Linked DNA regions of Homo sapiens: region 1 is linked to region 2. Evidence: chromatin loops called from intact Hi-C (ENCODE). Cell type or tissue: GM12878. All regions are shown on one strand.

Region 1 (8,000 bases), 180 kb after region 2:
GGGTTTCTCTGGGAACATAAATGAAGTGGGAGCCAGAATGAATATTTTCTGCTTCAAATGTCTTCTTGAGTGATCCTGCCACTGAAGTTCATTCTGTGAACTCTGATGAGGGCAGCTGTTAGAAAAACATGCTTTTGTTATAGTGTGGTTTTCTTAAAAAGAGAATTGTAATAATAATAGCATTTGGCAGTAAAACTCAATGTGCAGTAAAATATCTTAAAATTGCACTGACTAAAGTTCAGTGGGTATCATGGGTTATGACATTCTTCTCTGAGAGAGAAGGCCAGAATTTCAATGGTGCCAGAAATGAAGACCTACTGAAGTGTTAGGTCATGGGAATGGCCTGGTCCACAGTAGGAAGGGGAACCCCCTGATGGCCAAAAGGGCTTTTGATGTTTGCCTCCTCCAGGCTCTGCCTCACCTCTACTTCTCATCTTAAACTGAGTAACCTTCTAAGTAACCTAATTGGTGGTCCAGCACACTTCTCCTGCTGTTTAGTCCCAATTCTAATGAAAAAGTCTGGATAATTAAGCTCTTTCTTAGTTGCCTCAAGCCTGGCTTCTCTGACAGCTTTGGTCAGCAGGCCAGCTGACCCTGCAGAGCCCTGTACCATCATTCCCTTAGCTCATTGGGGCAGGTTTTCAGCATCCTGAGTCAGGTTTCCTCATTGGGTGCTTTCATTAGCCCCTGTCTGGTGCCAAGCAAACAGTTCTCTTAACACTTGACATGCCCAAATTATTAAAGACCATAAATTACACCCCATAGCGGTCTTACACTTGACTGCCTCTTCCTCTTACTTTGTTCACCCCCTTTGACCCCATTTGAACTGCAGTTCTTCACACTACATTCTTAACGAGGTTATTTACTCTGCATGCCCAATGAGATTGTGCCTTATGTAATAAGGTTTCAGCTCTGAGGTATGTCCAAGAGGGCAGACTTTTCAGCTGCTAAAAGAATTAACATTTTAGCTGAGGATGACCCTTTATTGCTAGATGTGCTTTCATAGCCCAAGTCTGTGACCATTTAAGAATGTCACAGTAACATATGGAGATTTTTACATCTTCACATAGATCAGTTTTGCAAGTCAGAGTAACCAAGGGTGAGTAACAATCTATGCCAGCTGTGTAGTTAAGAATGCCAATTTATTTTTAAAATGGCTCTGTGCAGTCAGCTCGATTGTTTAGGAAAATGGGAGAAAGGAGTGACTATGATAATCAAAGTTCACGTGCAATTTCAAACCTCATTTAAACGAGCTGTTTAACCTGCTCTCTGTCTGCTAGTGGGAAGGAGAAAAAGCAAATGAGTCAGACAGTGGACCCACTAGATACTCAGGATATTGAGATTCTTGGGTGTGAGAGAAAATGTTTCTTAGTTTTATAAATGTTTACTGAGTTGTTTACACTGATTTGATAAGTATATCTGGGACTTGGTGCAGGTAGGTGTTTCAAAAATTTGAATTTACTTCACCCTCAATGGTTCCTGCCTTATTTATATATGTATGCTGGATGCATTTATTCACATTGATAGTCCCTGCATCCCAAATTCTCAGATGCTGCCAGACATTCTCTCTCTCACAGCCCCTTGTTCCCCAACACGCTCCACTTTAGGTTCTGTGCACAAAGGTGTCACTCTTACAACCCTAAACACTACCCTTCTGTCCTCTTCTTGTCTCCTTTTGTCCCCATGTTTTTCACTTGTTATTTCTATGTAGTAGAGGGCTTGGCCCAATGAATAGCATTGAGAAAGGGGGATGACAAATGGCAATAAGAAAATAAAAGCCTTAAAATTTTATGAAGCTGAAGAATTTTTATCTTCAAAAGATACTCCTTAAATGTAGATCAAGTAGTAGTTTTATGTTGCTCTACTTTTGGTGCCACTTGGGGATATAATGATGATTTCAGGCTAAAGGGGGTGTAGAAAATTCAAATAGGGCAGAAACAGAACAATGTCAAACACAGCCTAAGAAAACAGTGATTACACAGTATTGCATCCTCCACTGGGCATGAAACTCTAGTATTCTGCTATGGAGCTCTCATTTAAAATGGAAGAAAAACACAGATCCTTGAGCTCTCTGAGCTTTCACTTGCCCCTTTAACGCTGAAGCAAAATTATAGAATTGAAGCATTGTTAAGAGGAGGGAAGGCCAGGCAGGGCTGGTGGAAGGCAGAAAGGAAGACCTTATCTCAGTGCTGCTATAGGGAAGGGACTGTATTAGAGCGGTTGCAGGTTCCCTGGGATTCTGTTTCCACTTATTCTCCCTAATAAGCGGGTTTTCATGCTAAAATAAGACAATTGTGGTTTCCCTAATTTCTATGGAAAATTATTTAATGGATAGAAATTGAAATTGTCTTAAATATTTGGCTTCTGCTGCTATTTATCTATACTAGAACCTGGAATAATATGGTATATAAATTGACCCTAAAAGACAGCATTTTAATTTCCACAGGTTGCCATTGTGCAGTGCACAGAGAGCGCTCCCTGCCACCATGAGTCCTGTCATCTTGGAAAGCAAGATGTTATAGATGCAAGATCATAAATCTTAGAGTCCTGGATTTATCTTTCCACTCTTCTGCTTACTACCTTGCTTGTGCTCAAGGTAGCTCCCTTACCTCTCTGGATCTCAGTTTTCACTGAGATTCTGCAAATTTGGATAATAAAGCATAGGATTGTTTTGCTGTTAGTTGTAATTATGCATGTTAAAGCACTTGGTCTTTGCTAGGGTATGTGGCATATATATGTGCCCAATATATGTTTTGCCTTTTTCCTTTCTTTACTTTTCTTGAATGAGTAGGAAAAACACAAGTAGAAGACAAACAGCTTTCTAAGCCATTTTGATTTCTCACAAAGTAACCTAAGTCAATGTTTTCAGGCTTTCCTTAAATCTTACCTATAAGCCAAATATAAAACAGGTAAAAGTGGAGCTTGAGTAGGAGCTTGGGCCTTCTACTCTTCAATTTCCCAAGCCTCATTCCTCTTGTGTCCTGAGGGAATGGAACTCCCAATTCCAAGTAAATAGTGACCTCTGGAGCTGTGCACTGAGATATATGCCCTGGCATCTCCATGGGTTATGACATCTCTGTGCCTTCAGTAAATTATTAGAATTACCTTTTCCTCCTAATTTACTGACTTATCTGAGCTATTTTAATGATATCATATACTGGATTCACAAAGACTATATCAGAATTCTGCACCATGCATTCTCACCAAACCAAGGGGAGAGAAGCACATGCTTAAGGGATTCTGAAGCACAAAGTGTTTGGACCTGAGATATGCACAAAATTTCCTTGAGGCATTTCGTTGTGAGAAAGGATATTCCATTTTTAAGCAACATGATCCAGCTATCTGCACATTTTCCAAGGATTATTACTTGTCCTTGGGTGTACTCTGATGCCTGGTGTCAAGATGAAGTAGAATATTTACTGAACTCCCTGGCATATAGTGCATTTCCTCCTGATAATTTATAAACATTAGGTTTTAGTAGAAAGTTACCAAAAAAGTTTCTTGAATAACTGAGCTCCCTTATTCGTGCTCACTGATGCTTAACTGGATGGAGCATTGGCACCCAGAATATTAAATCCTTTTCATACAATTAGGTTATGTGCTTATGCATACTAACAAGTATGTGAGTGTGGGATGTTTATCTTCTTCCTGAAGATTATAAATTCTTTTGGCAGGTACTGTCTCTTTCTATTTCACTGTGTAATATGTGCCCAGAGGCAATTGCGCATCCTCCAAACAGAAATCGGTGAAGTTAGAGAATGTCCTGAAATGTATGTCTCAAATATGTTGCATTTTCCCTCACTAGTATGTGCATCAGCCACTTGGTGGCTATCCTCCTGCATCTGTTATATTTATTACATTAGTTTTCAAAATAGATTCTTTATTTCATAATCATTTAAATAAGAGAAATTAAAATTGGTAAAGTATAGAATGCCATCCTAATTTTTGATTTGGGACAAATACTTAAATGACTAATTCAAGAACTGAATTTTAAACCTAAATTGCAGTTGAGAATATTTTGAGATTTGGGAAATGTCATTATGCTATCATTGTATTTGTTTTCTTTTGCCCATCTTGTACCTACCAGCTGAAGTAAAGATCTTGAGGTACAGGGACAGTAGTACTGTTGCTGTTTCCAATCCAGTCCATTTTGGCATTGAATGAGATGTAATATCATTGGAGTCTGATTGCTGAATCGGAGAGAATTGAACCTATTTTTGTTCTCAGGAAGGGAGAAATTTGAAGGTTACACTGAGATAAGGAGTAACAGGAGGAGGAAGAATAAGAAATTTTTGTTTCTGGATTTTCCAAATCCAGTGGCCCATATAACTACACCAACTGTTTTCAGGTGGTCAGTCCCACATTGTGGATGTATGTCGCCATCCACCAGAATAATTCTATTATTTTTTTGTCATCTTTATAACCAAGTATGGAAGTACTGGCATGCTTTGACCTCTCCTGGCTTGATTATTACATTAATCAAGATGTAATAATTGTCTGATAGGCATCCAAGGTTGGGCTCCCATAGTTGTGGTAGGGGTTGTGTTCTTACTACTTCCAGCACATCAGTTTGGCATATCAGTTATCTGCTTCCTCTACCCTGCTAACCACAGTACACTGTAGTCCTTATATGTGAAACCAAGAGAAATGACTTGAAATGAAAATGAATATTAGTAACCTATCGCATGGGTGGCCATGGGCCGTAGTTCATTCTGAATAGTGCTAGTTAAGACTCTGAACACATGTCTGAGAAACTTCAGATAACTGGTTTTATCACACACAATCATCCATGAGAAACTGCACCCCAGAAAGCTTCCATGTGTGTTGTTTACATTTTTATAGGCACATAAGCATTATAGTCTAAATAGCTCACTTAAGGTCACCCTACTAGTATTTAATAATAAATTAAGTTTAATCAAGAAAGGAACCAGATTGCTCTTAGGTGTATGCAATTCTATAATATTTTTCTGTAAGAGTAGAACGATGATACTGAATCTTGGCTATATTTTAGAATCACTTGGGAGCCAAGTGGTTGTTTAAAAAGTGGTGCCTGATCCTACCCCACAAATATTTTATAATTCATGCTGGGATGTGACTTGGGATTATTGAAAGCTTCTCATGTGATTCTAATGTGGTAACCAAGGTTGAGAATGCTTGCTCTGAAGTACAGATTCTTCTTTAAACACCATTTGATTTTATCATTTAATTGAATCATAATTTGTGAGCATTATATTTGTTGACTGATAACTTGTTTTATCTGTCCCTCTCAGAAGAATGTAGACTCTGTCAAGGCACAAACCATTTCTATCTTATTCGCTTTTGTATCCTCGGAGCCTGGTATAGTGCTGGATAAATGAAAATAAGTAATATTGTTTGTCTTTGAAAACAGTTCATTACCAAGGAGAAGTACAGGCTTCAGTTTTCCTAGGCAGCATTTAGCACTTTTACTGGAATAGTAATTTACTTAAAATGTGAGGGTGATAGCAATTTCTGTGGATAAGTGACCACATAAGAGAGTCAAGTGGAGGAGGAGATGGGGAGGAAGAGAAAGAACAGGTCAGTGGCGTGGAGCTGTGCTCCTGAGGGGAGCGTTCTTTACATGAGGAATTTTCAGAATGATAAGTTGGCTTTTCTTTGGCTTAAAATGACATTTTAAACTTCAATCTAATTTTTGATTCAAACTTAAAGTCGGTGTAAATGAGGAACCTTGATGGACAGTACAGGATGAAGGAAGACAATCTTAGTGGGACCTTGGTTTACCCAACATTTCAAGAAAAGAACCGGCTTTCACAACGAGTAAGCTGGCCTGGGCTGGGCTGGGCAGGGCTGTGCAGGGGGTTGTCAGAAGCAAGGCTCTCTCGTGTCTACTTTAGTTTTACACTAGGTGATTAATACAACCAAAAGTCACCTTTAACCTGGAGAATAATTCAGCCCGTAACAGCTCATCAATCTGCTGTTGCTGTGCAGCAGCAAAAATTTAATACATAATAAATAATTTTTCACTGGCTCACAAGGAATAAAGATTTCTTTGTAAAAATATTTCCCATTTTAAGGTTAACTATCATCACACACCATTAATGCTTAATCATACACTTAATTTGAAATCCAAATACTGAAGATTTAAACTGAAATTTTACCCACACCATGAAATGATTAATTTGGTAACTTGTGATCTTTGCATGTGGTTCCACTACTTACAAAGATAGGATGTGGAGGAGGAGTTGTAAGAAAGCTGAGTGGGAACACGTTGAGTCAGGGTATGTGTTTATATAATGCATTTCGCAGACTACTTTAAATTTTACATGACAGACGTTTTAATAATACTTAGTATACACCAGGCGTTGTTATTAGCAAATAACAAATATTAACTCTTTAAATCATTATATCCACTCTATGAAGTAGATACTATTGTTATCATTCCTACTGTGCCGACAAGAAACAAAGGCACACAAGAGATTATAACCTCTGCCTGCATTAGTCTGTGCTGAAGATCACAAAGTGTATTAGTGATACAACCAGGAACCAAACCTGAATTGTCCAAATTAGAGTCTGTGTACTTAATCCATAAGCTAAATTGCCTCTCCAGGAAAAAACCTTCCACCTCTATGTGCTCTCTTCTTAAACCTAAGGAAGGAGGCCGTTTTCACCACTTCAGTTAAAGCTGTTTCATGTCCAGGAGGAAGTTGACTTTTGTAAGATCGTTGACCAGTGGCAAGGGGCACCATAAGTGCATTTTGAAGGAGTGGCTGTTCTGATCATTGGCCCTGCACTTACCTGAGCAGTCCCAAGAGAGGTGAAGACCAGAAAGGCCAAGTTCAACATTTTGTTTGCATCTGTATTAAAAGAGAAAGAAAACATGTGTGAACTTTCTCATGGATACAGAAGTAATGGCCTCTAGTAAGCGGGCTGAAGTGTGGTGAGTTGGAGACTCACTTTTCCTCACATGTCTTCTGTGTTACACAGGTGTTTTCAATACTGTGCAACTGTTAGTTTCATAATATTTTCCACAAAAAGAAATATCATTCGCCTGTAATCCCCAGCACTTTGGGAGGCCGAGGTGGGCCGATCACGAGGTCAAGAGATCAAGACCATCCTGGCCAACATGGTGAGACCCCATCTCTACTAAAAATACAAAAATTAGCTGGGTGTGGTGGCAGGCACCTGTAGTCCCAGCTACTTGGGAGGCTGAGGCATGAGAATCGCTTGAACCTGGGAGGTGGAGGTTGCAGCGAGCCAAGATCGTGGCACTCCAGTCCAGCCTGGCGACAGAGCAAGACTCCGTCTCAACAACAACAACAAAAATATTCTGTGTATATACCAATTAGTATAAGCCCGAACTCAGGGAGGTCTTTGCTGTAGAAATTCATGTAGAAATTACAAGTATCTGAGCAAAGGTAGATCAGGACAAGGGAAGCTGAGTTTGGGGGCTCTTAGGGAAAAATAACCCTTAGGAACTGGTGACTTGTGAGTTCTACCTCGTTAAGCTAGGTACCCAGTGATGGGAAGGGGAAGCATATCTGACAGGTTTCTACCATGGCCATCAGAGCTAATGATAACAGAGCAGATGGAGGTTGAGGAGATTTGGGAGGAGAGGGCACGTGAAATTTAGGTTATGTTGCATTGGTGTGGCCTGTTGAGCATCTAAAATACCAGGAGAACCCAGATACATGATCCTAATGCCTGCTGTGGCATTGATGCTTGATGCACATATGCTTGATGGGACTCTGAATCCTTGGAAGGGCCTTATTTTGACAACTTGCCAGTTGAAAATGTCAGTAGGGGCTAGTGCACATGTATCTAGGCTGATATTTTTGCATTATAGACATGTCTTTAAATCTAATAGCAGAATTAGGTGCCATGAGTTAAAATACATATGATTAAGTCCAGACGTGGTGGCTCAGGCCTGTAATCCCAGCACTTTGGGAGGCCAAGGCTGGTGGATCACTTGAGGTCAGGAGTTCGAGACCAGCCTGGCCAACATAGTGAAACCCTATCTCTAC
Region 2 (8,000 bases):
GAATGCATGTGCATTTTGCTGTTGTCAGAAAGATGTGAAATACAGCAGCAGTGGGTGGGCCTGGCTCTCAGTTGAACTGTCATGTAGATGAGGTTTGCCTTCAGGGCCCTCACACATTCCCTTCTGTTACCAATCTCCTGTTTCCTGGGCTTCATCCTCCACCTGTCCTGGCTCCCAGATACCTAGGATTCTCAGGCCACTCAGCAGTCTGGGCTCCTTTTTGCTCTGCTCTGCCTGCAAAGGTCTTCTCGCCCTAGGCAGTGCATAATGCCCTCGTTTGGCCCTCCCAGCCAGTCATCTAAGCTAAACAAAGCAGATTCCTAATCTACTTGGATCCCAGCTAGCTGCCACTACTGGAAATGAGTGCCACTACTGGAACTTAGCCTCATTAAGGTGTTAATACATTGAAATGGTTTAATAAACTATTTTTCCTGAGATTACAGGCATTATGGTAAGAAAGACTTAAGGTCCATTTACATTTAAGTCAAGGGAATTATCATACTAAGTTGGAATTTCAGGCAAGTCCATGGTCCAATAGGCCTAGCAAGGGGGCAGCTTTCTGTATTTCCCCTGAGGCAGACTAATCCCCTTCTTCATGGGCTTTCTCCCTGTCTTGCTCTGTTAGTACGGTGTTTGGGATATGGATATCTCCCTTATCACCAGGATGGCTGGGTATTGGTTTCCAGCTGTGTTCCTTCTGGGTTCATATCTAGGGGTTGGGCCTGTTTATGACCATTGCCACCATCTCCTGGACTGATTTCCCTGGATACAGCCCTGCACCAGATTTGGCTGTCTTACCATCTCTGCCCCACTTGACCATTCTGAAGCCACATTCTCTGTACTTCTTTGTGATAGAACCCTATTGCCTTCCATTTGGACTTGCACCAGAGATAGCATATGTGGAATATGGACTTACTTTGTGACTATTAACTCCTCCCTGGGGCTGCTGATTCTTCTCCCACATTTCCTACATTTGCTATCTACCCCCTTTTCTCTAGCTCTGGCTCTGTGTCTCCCAGCAGCCTGCACTGCTCACCTGCCCTGTAGATATTGTGGAGAACCATAGAGTTATAATACATACAGTGTATGGGGAGGACATTTTGTAGTAAAGAAAAATTCATGATTTGAACCTTGGTTGCCTCCCAGAGATACTCATTCCACTTTATCACGGATGCATACCCTTTACCCTACTTCACCCAGAGTCTTCATTTTTCCAAGATAAAATATCCATTCCTTCTTCGATCGGATTACCAGATTCTTCATTAAACCAGTTATTCTCTTACAGGAAATCCACTTTGCTAATGTCTCCCTGAAAATTTGGTGTCCAAAGAGGAACAAAATATAGGCAGCACGAGAGTTCACATAAGTGTTTTACCAACTGGCCTGCATTGCTCCATCTTGTCCTCAAAGACATGATGGGAAACGTAAAAAAAAATGCCTTACTGAAATCCAGATTGACCTTGTCAAAAAGGAGCTATTTCACATAAAACATGCGTACAAACACACACGTAAAAATCGGACAACATTTATACATTACAACTTAAATATGCAAAATAAAAAGGTAGTATCCTTTATTTCTTATAAGTGCTCTCATTTTGTCCTCAATCCCATATTCCATTCAGTAGCAAGAAAAAAATCAATCGAAAACTTGTCAGTTCTTGGTATCTTGATAACTTGGCCTCTTTGGTTTTTAAATAGACTCTGTTGGGTTAGCTCAAGTGTCTTTCAGATAAGTATTCATTTAAATTCAAGGTTCAAACTTCTTACAAGAAAAGGATATTTCTTTTTTTTTTCCCAAGGATTTGCCCCTCCACTTTCTGCTCCCTAAGGCGCTATATGGGTATCAGCGAGGGCAGACTCAAGGATGCCAGTGTATGGTAATGAGTTATTGTCTGGGTGTTTGTGCTGTCTTTGGAGTCTTCTCTGGTCACTGTGGAGATGTTTCTTATCTGTCTGGATCATCGAGCTGCTGGTGTCTGCTGTAGAAAAACTGTGGCTGATAACACTGTGTATCAGGGACAAGGGTAAAACAACTACCTGTTATAGATCATGACCTCTTCTCTCACCCTAGTGAAGTCCAGGTAAAAAGTGAAGGACACAGAAAAAGATGGCAATGAGATGATGACTGTGTGGGGCTGAGATGAGCAGTGCATTTTCAGCCCGCTAACTTGGTACAATGGGCTGAATATTTGTGTCCTCCTAAAATTACACATTGAAATTGTAACCTGCAGTGTATTAGGAGATGGGGACTTTGGGAGGTAATTAGGTCATGAGAGTACAGCACTCATGAGCAAGATTAGTGTCATTATAAAAAGAACTTCAGGTAACTCTCTTGCCCTGTTTCTTCTATGTAAGGATACAATGAGAAGTCAGCAGTCTGCAACCTGGAAGAGGCCCTTCACCATGCTGGCACCCTGATCTCAGATTTCTAGCTTCCAGAACTGCAAGAAATAAATTTCTGTTGTTTATAACCCACCCAATCTATGCAGCTTGAACTAAGACTCTTGGCAGAGGATAGCTACTGTGGCTTTATTCTGGCTGCAAGAAGAGCTGTTGCTAAAGCCAGCTCCTAAGCCCGTGGTCCGTTTCAGTTGGGAGTTTACAGGTCAGGAGTCAGTTGTCCACAGGAACACTTCTGCAATTCTCCCAGTGTGGAAATCCATGTTTCAGGTTCTTTGTTCCAGAAATGCAGACAACTCAATACAGGTGCTCATTTTTAGACTTTATATTGTGAGAGAAAACCACCTGCTCTAAAGAAGGGGGGCATGGAGCAGAGTGGACAGAGTACAGGCTTTGGAGACAGTGCTAGGTTTTCTTTTCCCTGTTCCCTTTGACCTTGAACATTTCTGAGTTTCATTATCAGTAAAACAGAGGTAACAAATGCCAATCTGATTTAAGAAAACAGTGTCTGTCAATAAATTGAAGCTATAATTATAAATCATAACAATATCTTCTAAGCCCAAATACTGTTTTTCAAACACTCCAAAGAGATGGCAGCTTGCTTCCTTTATCATTGGTTGGCTTAATTAAGTATGACATTTACCCCCAGTACAACCATTTTTCGTTGAGACAAATGCCTTGTCTCCTCAGAGGATCTCCCTCTTCCTGACAGAGCCCAGAGGATCCCCATGAACATCCTTCCGCTCCCTCCCCTGGGGATCCGGGACCATACTAGCCCTGTCTCATTGCCCTCATTACTCAGCCCAGGGAGGACTGGTAGGAACTCCCTTTGTGGCTTGTTGACATCAACTCTGAGGATGTGCAAGATGGATTAAGAAAAGGCCTCTGATAGCTTTTTCTTTTCAGGAAGCTGAATGTTTTTCAAATCAGAAGCAAAAGGATTTAGCACAGGGAGGCTAGGACTGCATTTCTGTCAAGGTGGAGAAAGCTAAACTCCCTTTCCCCTGAGGCCCTTCTGTATTTCCCACTGGGCTGTACCTCCCTGTCATGCTTTAAGCCTTCCCTTCCTGGTCTTCCTCCTCAAAGCCTCTCAGCTGAGTCCTGCTCTTCTGTCGATCCAATGTGTGAGACTGAACCTGAAGACAGGGAGGATAGAGAGGTCCTGTTCTGGGAGGAATAAGGTCGGTTGTATACTTGCGTTGTGTAGGAGGGCTTTGCCCAGCAGTTTTTGGGTGCTTCCTCTGCTTATTTATTTAATCAAATTTCTGCAGCAAGAGTTACAAAACAGAAGAGCAACAAGCTTTCCTACCATTCTTTGGCCCCCAAAATACTCCCAGGGCGGGCATGGCATCCTGGCTAAAGAAACATGGTCCAAATTCTGAGTGGTGTTGGGCTTCCTTTCCTCCTTGTCTGGGGAAAGTGGCTCCAAATAGTGACTTACTTCTTGTCTTCTCCAGTGACTTGCCCTTTGCCTGGCTGTCTCTGGGGATGTGAGGAGAGCTGGGAGGGAGTGAAATCTCAGTTGCATAGTTGTATTTCTCTTGCTGACAGAGAGTTCTCAAGCTTTTGGAGCCAAGAATTAGGAGTGGAAATGTTCGTGGTTTTTCCAGTGAGGCTAAACCATTGTCTTGAAGTATATGAAATCTTAAAAGTGCAGCTTGGTCTGGGCGGTCTGTAATCTGTAACGACCTCTAGAGAACCCTGCAGATCTCTTTTGTAGGAGTCCATGATTGTACAATACACATCATTTGCTGGATTGGGGAAAGTGAGGCCTTGTGACAGGAGGCCTGCCATAGAATCAGATGACCAGAAGGTGGCACTAGTAGTATTTATAAGGAGCCACTGCAGAAGATTTGGTCAATGATACAGCACTTGCTTCTTTCCAACTCTCTAAAGTGAAACAACTGTGTTTTGTTAACACCATGTTACACAGAGCTTTTTTTGTGGATTTCTGCTTTCACCCAAACCGTCACAGCCTACTTTCTTGCCGTGTTAGGAGTGTTACTTACAATGAATTCAAAGGCCGGAAGGTTTTGTTTGTTGAAGTTTGCTCCATGTATTTAATATGCTTTCTATTCTTTGAAGCTTTGACAAAAACAGTCTTGAATTCTCTGGGAAAAAAGAGACCCCGTTTGTTTGGCAACTGTTCTCCCTGCTCCCTTCACCCACTTTGGGACTGTTCCAGAGGTCTAGATGCAAGGTTGATGTTGTCTGCCCTGCCAAGCTTTTAGCTTGTCAAGGCTTTTAATATTCTTTGTATGAGTTTAATGTAAAAAGGCACCAAGTTATTCCTGCCTTTACATGACTAATAGACTGCCTCATAAATAAGTAACTCTGTCTATATAGTTTTTAACAGTAAAATAACCTACTTAAAAGGAACTTGAAAGCCATTAAGAAACTTGAGAGAAACTCAGCAAGAAGCCTCCCTTTCTGTGTCGGTTTGTTTAGCAGAGGAAGATTTTTCCAGTGGAAGCAGTTGGCAACAGTCCTATTAATGGTAACATAGAAACCTACATCTTATCCATTTGTTGGTAGCTCTCTAGAACAAGGGGCTACCAGTCATGGCATGAGGAACGACAGCAGAGGTGGCAAACTTTTCTGTAAAGACCCAAATAATAAATATTTTAGGCTCTGCAGGCCATAAGGTCTCAGTTGCGGCTACCCAACTCTGCCACTTTAGCTCAAAAGTAGCCATGGGTGATATATAGATGAATGGGTATAGCTTTGTTCTAATAAAACTTTCTTCACAAAAATAGGCAGCAGGCTGGATTTGACTTATGGGCCATAGTTTGCAGAACCCTGAACTAGAAAAAGGGAGAATTAATTTTTTTCCTTCTCCATTATGGACATTTCCTTTTTCATCCTCTTGTTTTGCTAGGATAGTAGCTGAGGGTTGTCCACGTGTGTTTGGCCTCGTCCTGGCTGATTTCCCACTATTACAGGAACACAAGGAGCAGAGAAGCTTCTGTTTCTGCTATGGCCACTGCAAGTAGGGAAAATCACTGACAAAAGTAGGGGATGGGGGATGGGTGTGTTATCTCCTTCTTAGTTCTTAAAGGTAAGGGTTTGTATTGGATCAAGTGGATTCAGCATAATCTTCTGGTGGCATTGTATTTGGCTAACGCTGGTCCTCTAAATTAGGAGTCAGCACAGGACATGGGCCAAATCTGACCCTCTACCTATTTTGATAAGTAAAGTTTTATTGAAACACAGTCATGCACATTTCCTTACATATGGCCCATTGCCATTTTACAGTGATGAAGCTGAATGGTTGTGACAGAGGCCTTATGACTTACAGAGCTTAAGAGATTTATTATCTGTCCCTTTATAGAAAAAATTTGCTGACCCATGCTCTAGAGTAGTGCTTTTCAGACACTGTGATAGGCTACTTTCCCTCTTTCATTTCCTTTAAAAAATCCATCATGACGATGTGTAGTTCTGTTGTCCATGACTGATAGCAACTTGTGTCACATCCAACTGACCACATCAGGCCTGAAGCCTCCCCGGGTCCATTCCTATCGAAGGAGATGAGTCTTCACTGTGTATGTGCTTTGGATGTGACCACAAGGTCAAATGACTATAAATGTTTTAATTCCTTACACCCAAATTCTGTACTCATCTAGTAATGGACTAGGAACACTTTGCAGATCAGCAGCATGGTTCTAGGGCACTGCTACTCAAAGCGTGGTCCTTGATCCATCAGTATTACTTAAGTGTCTTGTTGAAATGCAATTTCTGATTCATTTCAAAAATCTCATGTGGGGCTTGTCATTCAGAATTTCTAGTAGATTTCCAGATGAGGTTGATGCCACTGGTCCTTGGACCATACTTTGCCTTTGCTCTAGAGGTATTTATAAAGGGGTCAAATTTAATATCAGATGCTGCCTATACTCACAGAATGGTGCTGGCTACATTATTCCCATTTTACTGATTAGGACTATCTTATATAGAAAAGTGAAGCAATTTGCAATGGGCAACCAAGAATGAAACACAGATGCCATTAACTAAGAGATGCCTAAGAAATATAGGCACTCTTACATTAACTTATACATAATATTTTAATCTGGTAGTCAGTTTTCCTAGTGCTGAAACCAGCTGTGCTTGCAACTTAGCTGGAACAAAATCAGTAGTGATATTGATTATAGCCTGTTAAACAAGTACGGAACATAAAAAGAAATGCAGATTGCTCTTAACCCCGAACCCCTCCTCAACCCCTACCTTCTTCATTTCCTTCCTCCTCTCATGTTATTGTGGGTTGTTTGGAGAGTTTTCAGATCTTCACTTGGACATGCAAATCATTGGGAATGAATATGTCAAGTAGGAAATGAAATCCTTTTTTATGTGTTTATAATGGTAACACATGAAAAATATACTTAAATAAAGAAATCAGACAAATGCTTTTCTGTGTCATTTGGGGGCACTGTTGTAGCCACATATCCAGGATTGGGATTTGCATGTGGAGATTTATGTCACTAGAGCTGAATTCTGCCCATTTCCTGTCCTCCCTTAGCTGCTGTTTATCAACTGCTGCTTATCACTTTAAAAGATCTGGGCCATTGAGAAGAACAGAAAAAGAGGCTAATAAGGGAACTTAACTTTCTGGGTTGCTTACCATGAAGTTTATTTAGGAGACAAATCTCTTTATAAAAGATTCACCCTGTGTAGGGCATTAAAAATGCTGATGATGTTTGCTCATCTATTCTACAACAACATTGCTTTGCTTTTATATCTATACCATTGTTCCATAATTTTCCTGTTCAGAAATCAGTTTCCATTGGAATTAATTTGTAATGTATCAAAGGGAGGTTGTAGCCATGTTCTCTAGGATAAAGTGCCAACCTAGGGCAAAGCCTTTTGTATCAGCTTCTTTGAAAGGACCCACATCCTTCTCCTTATGGTACGTTGGCCCTCCCATGTTTTTTTTTTTTTAATTGCCCTCCAGAGATAATATCAAAACCATGACAACTTTTCATTGGTAGTTTGACCAATGTTCAAGTATTGTCACAATGGCATTTGAAATGAGGAATTCTGTTTTGACAAAGCACAGCTGAGTTGTTTGTGATGCTTTGTGTGTTGAATAAATTACCTAAGGTGATAGGGATCAAAATCTAAGTGTCTTTGTCATTTGAATTCCCAGAAAATTTGAATTCTGAATTGGAAAATTCAGAAAACTATGAAGATGAAATAGATTTCCATAGGCTAAGTTCTTAAACTAACCAACAAGAAGACACCCACAACTCAACCCTTCCAAACTTTTTTCTTCCCAGCAAGGAAGGTGAAAGCCCATCCTTCTGTCTTCTCTTTTCTTCAGCTGTGGGACCATCCACCCAGGCTTCCTACATACAATTCAGCCCCTCCCTGTCCCTCCTTCCACTCCTCCAGTTCAGGTGCATTTTCTCATCTCTATCTTGATTTCTGACATAGCTCCTGAGTGGTCCAGCTGCCAAAAGTCTTACTCTTCCCATATCCTCTTACCATCTGTCTGAAATTCAAATCTGACTGTGTCATTCCCTTTCTGAGACTTACCATCACCATAGGGATGCCATTCCATAACATCTGCAATCCCGACCAGATGTTCCATTATCAGGCTTCCATATTTG

What was found. Hi-C counts contacts between places; a loop is a spot of excess contacts. Peaks named below come from ENCODE experiments on the same cell type or tissue, not always from the same donor. Only the 100,000 strongest peaks of a DNase experiment are listed, where the experiment ranks them.
Region 1: a loop joins it to region 2, with 4 times the contacts of the local background. A loop is called at or near these places in 7 of 110 quality-filtered maps.

The regions. Positions count from the first base shown.
Region 1 is chr5:118,613,126-118,621,125 of GRCh38, reverse strand. LINC02215 (long intergenic non-protein coding RNA 2215) reads right to left here. Exons shown (of 5, transcript NR_104998.1): 4 at 6,775-6,833. Among named protein-coding and RNA genes, the nearest start is that of LINC02215, 21 kb to the right of the region's middle. In GM12878, no CTCF peak of the experiment used is centred here; a DNase peak (open chromatin) is centred at 4,625.
Region 2 is chr5:118,788,434-118,796,433 of GRCh38, reverse strand. No RefSeq gene overlaps it. Among named protein-coding and RNA genes, the nearest start is that of MIR1244-2, 180 kb to the left of the region's middle. In GM12878, CTCF peaks have their summits at 4,213 (motif pointing right) and 6,794; a DNase peak (open chromatin) is centred at 4,273.